Regions from separate parts of the Homo sapiens genome. Here regions 1 and 2 are each linked to region 3. The links are chromatin contacts, found by Hi-C or POLR2A ChIA-PET in ENCODE. All regions are on one chromosome and are shown on one strand. Each heading gives the region's core, a stretch centred on a gene start or an enhancer-like site at or near the end of the contact. The rest is flanking DNA. Distances are from core to core; before and after follow the strand shown.

What was found. A loop is a pair of places that touch in the nucleus more often than their neighbours do. ChIA-PET counts read pairs that join two places held with the same protein, here RNA polymerase II (POLR2A). Pooled maps may share reads with other maps.
Region 1: a loop to region 3 is called in a map of PC-9, with 9 times the contacts of the local background. The contact joins two enhancer-like sites. A Hi-C loop is called at or near these places in 1 of 168 maps with a recorded cell type or tissue (PC-9) and 4 of 50 pooled maps. POLR2A ChIA-PET finds 5 or more read pairs at or near these places in 4 of 52 experiments (H1, MCF 10A, PC-9 and 1 more).
Region 2: a loop to region 3 is called in a map of MCF 10A, with 9 times the contacts of the local background. The contact joins two enhancer-like sites. A Hi-C loop is called at or near these places in 1 of 168 maps with a recorded cell type or tissue (MCF 10A) and 4 of 50 pooled maps. POLR2A ChIA-PET finds 5 or more read pairs at or near these places in 1 of 52 experiments (MCF 10A).

What each region holds. Positions count from the first base shown.
Region 1 is chr1:178,055,084-178,057,783 of GRCh38, forward strand. No RefSeq gene overlaps it. Among named protein-coding and RNA genes, the nearest start is that of CRYZL2P-SEC16B, 18 kb to the left of the region's middle. Within about 2 kb of position 1,315, at least 17 of the 41 ENCODE cell types and tissues checked have a DNase peak (open chromatin) inside an H3K27ac peak, as active enhancers do.
Region 2 is chr1:178,030,628-178,033,327 of GRCh38, forward strand. CRYZL2P-SEC16B (CRYZL2P-SEC16B readthrough) reads right to left here. Exons shown (of 32, transcript NM_001356506.2): 4 at 2,400-2,458; 5 at 1,803-1,868; 6 at 924-1,033. It also overlaps the pseudogene CRYZL2P. Among named protein-coding and RNA genes, the nearest start is that of CRYZL2P-SEC16B, 6.0 kb to the right of the region's middle. Within about 2 kb of position 1,389, at least 6 of the 41 ENCODE cell types and tissues checked have a DNase peak (open chromatin) inside an H3K27ac peak, as active enhancers do.
Region 3 is chr1:178,237,576-178,240,275 of GRCh38, forward strand. The region is part of intron 1 of RASAL2 (RAS protein activator like 2); the gene reads left to right. Among named protein-coding and RNA genes, the nearest start is that of RASAL2, 140 kb to the left of the region's middle. Within about 2 kb of position 1,281, at least 7 of the 41 ENCODE cell types and tissues checked have a DNase peak (open chromatin) inside an H3K27ac peak, as active enhancers do.

The DNA of each region.
Region 1 (2,700 bases), core at 65-2,564, 180 kb before region 3:
CACCTAGTCAGTACTTCACAAAGTGTGATCTGAGGACTGTGTGCATCAGATCCCTGAAGATGCTGATTGAAGGGCTTGATCTCCCTGCTGGCTTGGCATTCTGGGAAGGAGCACTGACATCTACAGTTTTGTCAGGCTCCCCGGATGATCCTGCTTCCTGCCGAGGTTGGAGGGCCTCTGGCCCTGACTTCTGACCTGGTGGCGCCTTGGCTCACTAGAGGGCACCATGGAACAATGTTTTTTCTGGCTGCGGGCTTCCTGTTCCTGCCAACCCACCAGGGATGCGGTGCCCACATAGTTCTGGGCTACAGCTTCCAAGCCCATCCTGGAACCACAGTTTCCTTTAAGAAACTTAGTGCAGTTGCCACATCACCAAACAGATCTAGTATTCATTTCCACAATGGCACTATAATAAATTCAATTTCTAAAGAAAAATTAGAGTTTAAGTTATCTCGTGTGTATTCATTAAACACAAATTGTGTACTGCAAAAGCATTAGGTATCAACAGGATTAATAAAAGAAAACATCCTTCCTACTATCAAGAAAAACCTGGAAAAGATAAGACAAAATTGTAAAATCATTTAAAAGCAATTATAATTAATAGTAATTTTCAAATGAACAGTAAAAAAAATTTTTTTTAAATTACAAAATCTGACGCAGACGTTTGCCAGTAAATGTACACACAGGGAGTGGCCCCTAAGCTGACTCGGATGACTGCAAACCAGGATTCCTGAGAAGGCATCGTGGAAAAGGTGGGATGAGAGAGGGCCTTGGAATAAAGTGAAAGGGAGAAGAGGAGGTCAGGGCAGCCTAATTACAACACATGTCTAATTCAGGGCCCTTCCTGTGTCTTAGCAGTGACTTAACTAAAATAAACATGTCGAATGTAAATCTGGGAAGTACCACTGGGCTTTCAATTGTCATATTGCACAGTAGCCATTTATTCAACAAATACTTGCAGAGCACTACTGTGTGCCAGCTACTGGGAGTACAACACTGGACAAGGCAAACGCTTAGTGCTGCCCTCATGTGTTTACAGTTCAGTTGGAGAGACAGGCCAGCAAGCACAATGATTCCAGAGCAGTGTGTTACGTGGTAGGTAAAGCAGGAGGTTTGTGGGTGTTCACAGGAGAGAAGCCTAATCCAGAGCCAGGGTGGTAACAGAAGGCTTCCCTGGGGTAGAAATGTCCAATGAAAGGAAGGATGAGTTAGGAGCAGAGGGAGAAAGAGCATGTTTGAAGGCTGGGGGAGAGAAGAAACAGTATATTTGAGGAACTGAAAGAAAGGCAGTAGGGCTGGCCCCGTGGTAGTGGGGGTGTGCTGAACAGCATGGAGAGCTCGCGGTAGACTGGGGCCAGCTCATGAAGAGTCTTGTAAATCATAACTGGGCTACCTAGACATCATCCTCCGGTCACTGGGGAACCACTGAAGGGTTAAGAGCAGGGGAATGGTGGTTCCCTAATAAGATCTGCATTTTAGGAGGACCTGTCTATGCCAGGGTCAGTGCTACCTTGGAGTAGTAATAAACAAGCAAAGCCATAGGAATCAGTCTCTCTTTAACTGGACCTTTCCGGTTTCCTTCCTCCATCTCCATTTACCAGCTTCCCTTGAAATCCTTTCAAACTGAGGTCTGTTTTTAAGGTCTGCTTCCCATGCTGGATGGCAGAGGAAACAGGAATAGCTTAAAAATGTGACTATCACAAGCTGGACTGCCCTTCTCTGTGTCCCTTACAGTCCTTGAAAAGGGCCATCTCTAGTAAAGTGCAGAAGGAGGAAGAGCCACACTGGATTGAGAGGAAGAGTGGTGGTCCAAACCCCAGTTCCCAGGTTGGACACCCTTAGCACTTACCATCATTTAAAGGCAGTGCCTATTGAATGTTCCCAACACAAAGAAGTGATAAATATTTGAGATGATGGAGATGCTAATTATCCTGATCTGATCACTATACATTATATGTATTGCAGCATTCCTATGTATCCTATAAACATACACAATTATTATGTGTCCATTTAAAAAATTAATTAAATAAAGGCAATGCAGAGGGGGAAACTACAGACAAATGTATGGATCAGTGTACAAAATTAATGTGGAACGTACGAAGAGGGGCTTTATCTTCCTAGGTAACTGCTGTTTTATTACTGCTATGACTGACTTACAGCTTTCACTTTGCTCACACATCAAAATGTAAAACTCTTAATCAGGCCTCTCGTCCTTATCTACATGTTAGCTGAGAAGCAGGTGATGGCAGTAAACTTTAATGACCAGAGGAAGTGTAATACTAATGCAGCCGTTTAAACCTCCCAATTTAATTAAAGTCTAGTTCCGCGCTTGCTGCTTGCCTGGAGAATAGTCAAAGGAGCACTTTTTTTTTTAAACCACTAACTCCACCCTCAGGCCAATCCCAAAGCAGCCTGCACTATATCCTCATTTCCTAAAATGGAAGCCGAATGTATGGAGAACAGGCCTTGGAGGGACACAGGTTCCTCAATTCCGGCCTCTGTGACAGGGAGGTCTCCCGCCCAGTTTCCTTTCCTTCAGAGTGAGGAAGAGTCTGTGTGCAGGGGCTGGAGCCTCTGGACACAAAAATAGAATATTCGAGCGTTTGGATTTTCCTTTCCTGACAGTGAACTTACTCAGGAAGAGGCATTTAAGCAAGATTTTTTTTCCTCTGTTTTTCAAAAAACACGTTTAATGGGAGG
Region 2 (2,700 bases), core at 139-2,638, 210 kb before region 3:
TTGCTACATCACTGCAAGGCCTGTGGCTCCAGCTGCTGCCGTCACTAAAACAACTCTGTGCCAAAGAAAGATGAATGCTACTTCAGAAACCTTCAGAAGTCAACCAGTAATATGATTTCACAAATATTTTAGAAACAGAACATTTTAAAGCAAGAATGTTAGAGGTCGTTTCATTCAAACCTTCATATACATCTGTTCTCCACCCTGTAAGCTTACGGATGTGACTTCTAGATTAGTGCTAATTGGGTTCAGTTTTGAAGACCTCCCAGGAAAAATATTCCTGAATCTCTCTAGGTAGCCTCTCCCTCATATCAGTGGCAACCCTTCCTTTGAGCTACCACTCCAATTTATTCTTCAGAAATTCTATCTTAAAATCCTTCTCATATTAGATACTGCCCAATGTTACAAGGTGATGAGCATGTAATGGCCACTGCTCAACTAAACCCACCTCTCTGAAGCAATTCTGAGTCTCACCTCTCTGAAAAGATCAAGAAGTAGTACGTATGCTCCAGGTAAAGAGTCAAACTTCAGCACCTTTTCTCCTGAAATGTCCCATCTGACACACTCAACAAGGCCTCACAGAAACAAATACCATAGGCCTCTAATAAACTCAGAGTGAAATGGGTTTAAATAAACCAACTATCTACACTTTAATACTTTTATGAGATCTCCAGGGCGGTCACATTTGAGAGAGGTATTTCTCCAATTCACAATGGCCAAGTTCACAGCCTATCATCTCCTCTCAGACAGAAGGATGTCCTCACAGTCAAAAAACCCCAATCTCAAGTGGCTACCTCCCTTTGGCCTTTCCTCAGCCAAAAGGAAGGGAAGGGAAGGGAAGAGGTGGGGCATGGCCTTGTCGGACACTTCTGATATCAAGAGAAGGGTACTTTCTAGCCTTCTGTCATCTACACAGTCCTTACCCAGGCTGGGTACGGGCCCAATGCTCAAGAGCAAAAATCGCAGTGCCATAAGTTATAGGGAGGACAGCAGCTTCTTATAGGGAGACCTTTTCTGGAATCTGCCACAGGTCCTAAAAAAGAGATAACAGTGACTTACAGATTGAGTGTATGTACCTAAGTCGTAAAGGCTGCTCAGTAAATATTAGGATTTGATTCAGTGACTGATTTGTAAAGGGAATCACTTGCCCATAACCAAGCCCAGTGGAAGTCAAAACTAAGCAAGCTGTAGCAGATTTCAGAACTTGAATGCATCAGACTTCAAAACCCCAAGGCTAGCATCTGGCTCAGAAAGGAGCCAACAGGTAGAGAATGGAACACAGATCACTGTACTGTGATGGGTGAATGGTCTGGTATGTCAGTTTTACCTCAGTAAAGCTGGTGGGGACAATTGTGTACTGTCCACCACCAGGGGGCACCATTCACACCCTGCACAACCATGCTAGACTACCCTGGCTGGCTCCATTCCCAGGGCTATCTCTTTCATAAGCTTTGTGTCTGGGAGAAGCCCATTACATCCAGCTCAATGCCCAAAACCAGCTTTTCTACTAAAACTACCTAGTCCAAATGAACAGCCAGCTCAAGGACTCAGAAAACAAAATGTTGTTCTTCATTAAAACACTCAATGCAAACAAAGCTCTGTGCAAAGTGTTGTCACATTAATGAAGAGAAGGAGTTTAACATTTGAAAAAATGAAGTGCTTAGCTGAGAAACAAGACATGACCAAATAAATACAAAGAAAAAGAGGGAGAGGGGAAGACAGGAATGAGGGATAGGTGGAAATTAAAGAAAAACAAAGGAGAAAAAACATCTTCAACCATTAATCTTGAGTGGTACAGATACCTTCTGGTCAGTGACGCATTCTTCAGCCATACAATTAAAGTTTCTTGTGCCAATAACTCTATCTCCCTAAAGGAAACATACCATTAAGGATATGTGCAAATGTATGACCTTGCATTCCTTTTCCTGAATTAATCAAAAAAGAAAAAAAAATGCACATCTCTGACTCCATAAGACACAGGTTGGTCTTAATTATTCAGAGTTACTGTTTAGTAAATAAAATAATAACTCTCTCAATACCACCACCAGGCTGTGAAGCCAATTTGAGTGAGCACATTTGAGACGAAGAGAGAGAGTAAGGGAAAGGTTGATTTGAATTAGAAGCCCACTCTTAATTTCACAAGAGAATCAAATTCTCTGTCCTCTTGGTTAAAGACTGAGGTGCCGCCTTTTATTCATAATGAAAAGTTTAATGAAGCCAGGAACTTCCAATTACTTCCTTTCCCCAGAAAGAATTTTGTTTCTTACCTTTCTAGTTAGGTTTCCCTTTGGTGTCTGCAGGCAAAAGCCAGTAGAAGCAAGACCCTTTGGCTACAAATGAAGTTAGCATATTTTTCATAGCTACATATACATTGATTCCCTAGACTTCAATTAATTTACCTCTTTAACTGTCCTGACATCTGTGCCTGTCTCCAATACTGTCCCAGAAAAGTCCATTCCTAAAAACATATTGTTTAAAGATTAGGTTATCTGTAAAACACAACACCATGGAGATGAGAAAACACTGATCGACAGGCTATTCCAACAGCTTTCGGAGCTGAGGATTTAGGTGCCCCTCCTCCTCTCCATATGCAGGTAGAGAGGTAAGGTGTTATACTCAAAGCACAGGAAAGTAAACATAAGATTTCACCATCACAACCTGGGAAGCTATAGCAGTCTCAATCTTACCATGACACAAATG
Region 3 (2,700 bases), core at 31-2,530:
TGGTAACTTTAATATTCTTACTTTTACATATACTTGCATACACACCTTATTTATTTTTGTTTAACAGCTTTTTTGAGATATAACTTACATAACGTATTTCATCTACTTAATACACACAATTCAATTACTTTTTTATTGTGATAGCATGCACATACCAAAAAATTTACCACTTTAACCATTTTTAGGTGTACAGTTCAGTGGCATAAGTAGCTTCACATTGTTGTTCAACCATCACCATCATCCATCTCCAGACTATTTTATCTTCACATACTGAAACTCTGTACCCATTAAACACTAACTCCCCATTCTTGCCTCACCCTAGGCCCTGGTAACCACCATTCTACTTTCTGTCTCTATGAATTCGATTCCCAAGTACCTCATATAAGTGGAATCATAATATTCTTTTGTACAGTTTATTTTTAGTATTTTTACAAAGCTGTACAAGCACACCACAATTTTAGAACATTTTCATTACACCAAATACCTATTAGCAGGCAATTCCTGTTTACCCTTAAAGGTCCCATCCATCAGACCTAGGCAATCAGTAATATACTGTCTCTATAGATTTGCTTATAGATGCTATATAAATGGAATTTTACAATATGTGACATTTTGTGTCTAGCTTCTTTTACTTAGCATAATGGTTTCATGGCTCCTCCATGTTATAGCAGCAGTACTTTCTTTTTATCACTGACTTTCTATTGTATGGATATACTATATTTCATTTATACATTCATCATTTGGTGGACATTTGGGTTGTTTCCACATTTGTGCTATTATTAATTATGCTACTATGAACATTCATGAACAAATTTTTACGTGAACATATGTTTTCATTTCGCCTGGGCATTTACCCTTGTATTTTGCAAACAGTGTATTCTGCCTCCAGAATAATGATTTGGTGTTTTGTGACCTTAAGTCACATTAAATTTTCCATTTGTTATCTGAACATGTAATGGTGCTGCTACTTTATTATTGTTTTATATCCGTGTATTCATTCAGTAAAATATTTCTGTGTGTATGTGTGTATATACACACACACACACACACTTTGATCACCTCAAGTACCTATTAGCAATCACTATATATATATGTAAATAAAATTTTAGTCTTAGTCAAATACCTTCTGTAGTTAGTAATTTCCCACACCTCTGCTCAAAATATAAATATAGTTCAATGTGATCTAGAGTTTTCAACTGGTAGCTTGATTACAATGAACAGTATGATTTGTCTGCATTTCCAGGATGATTGTCATCCTGGAATGATTTATCTGCCTCAGGCAAGTTTTTATTTGGTTTCTCACACTCAAGGCCAGTTTGTCTTTGTGAGGAAGCAAAGAGAAGAGTAAGATGAGTAATGACTCTGGATCTATGATTATGAAACCGTATCCTTATGAGTACACAGGTTCTTAGTGACTGAGCTTGAGTCAGTTAACCACAGGTATTTTTCCTGTCATTCTCATGTGGAATTTTCATTGAAATGTCTTAAAAAAATTTTGCCTCTAATTTCTGGATTTAAGGATGATTACTTATTCACCTTTACAAAGTAGAAACCCTATTCTATCTATGTTTTTAGATTTTGTCACCAAAATGTCAAAATAGTTTGAATCTTAAGGGATATTGATTCATATAATTTAGCATAGTATATAACCATAACCTTGGTCAAACTAAAGAGTATTTTGAAAGCTATGTGTGTGGTTTGTTGTTCTGAAGTAAAGTGGTATCTGGTGGTTAGAACATAAGAGTTACTGTCAGCATTTGTGGGTTTTCTTCCCAGATCCAAGCTTTTTTAAAAGGAAAGTCAGAGTCCATGCCTGTTGTATGTTTAGTGCAATGGTTTACATACTGTAGATATATTGTAAATACTAGTGAAGATGTTATACAACTGGCAGAATAATATGCAATAAATCACTCACAATATGTGTAAAATAATGATAGTTGTCACTGGTACTTAGTGATTCTATTATTTAATAAATCTTTCTTTGAGAAAGGCATGATTACTGTTTCCAAGTAGTAGTGTGGTATTTTAAGCAACTTATAATAAACATTTTTAGTTCAAAGTGGTTAGACATTACTCTCTATCCAAGGGACTTTTGAGGACACTACCTCATGGACACCATCCATATATCACAGTAGTACATGCCAGAATCTAAGAGTAAGGAATACGTTTAAGATTGTGTGATGATTCTAATATGTGGACACGTTAGGCACTGATACTCTAGTATTTAAGTTTTATTTACCTCTATCCTCTTGATGGCATCCTAAACCATGGTTCTTAAAGCTTGAGCTGGATGGAGGTGTTCTGCCCCTGAAATAAGGTAATAAAGGTATTTTCCTAGCTTATTAAAAACAGATGAATGGTATTTTTATTTAAAATTTTTATTTTATAAATTTTTTAACATTGTGGTGCCTTGCTATCCCTTAGCCTATAATAAAACATAAAATATTTGCCTTTACACAGATTTTTATACTTGATTATTTTGTCTTTAATATAAACTTTTGTAATTACTTTTTGCCCTGTGATGTAACATTAGGGCATTGCTTTTCAAGCACAGTGTTTTATGAACATATGTTGTCCACAGTGAACAAGGTCAGTTGCTAGTGGAAATTATGGAGTTGCTGGCTTACTAATCCTCTCTAGCCTATTATTTCAATTTATTGGACTGTTAGTGATACCGCAGATATTGTTATTAGTCCCTAG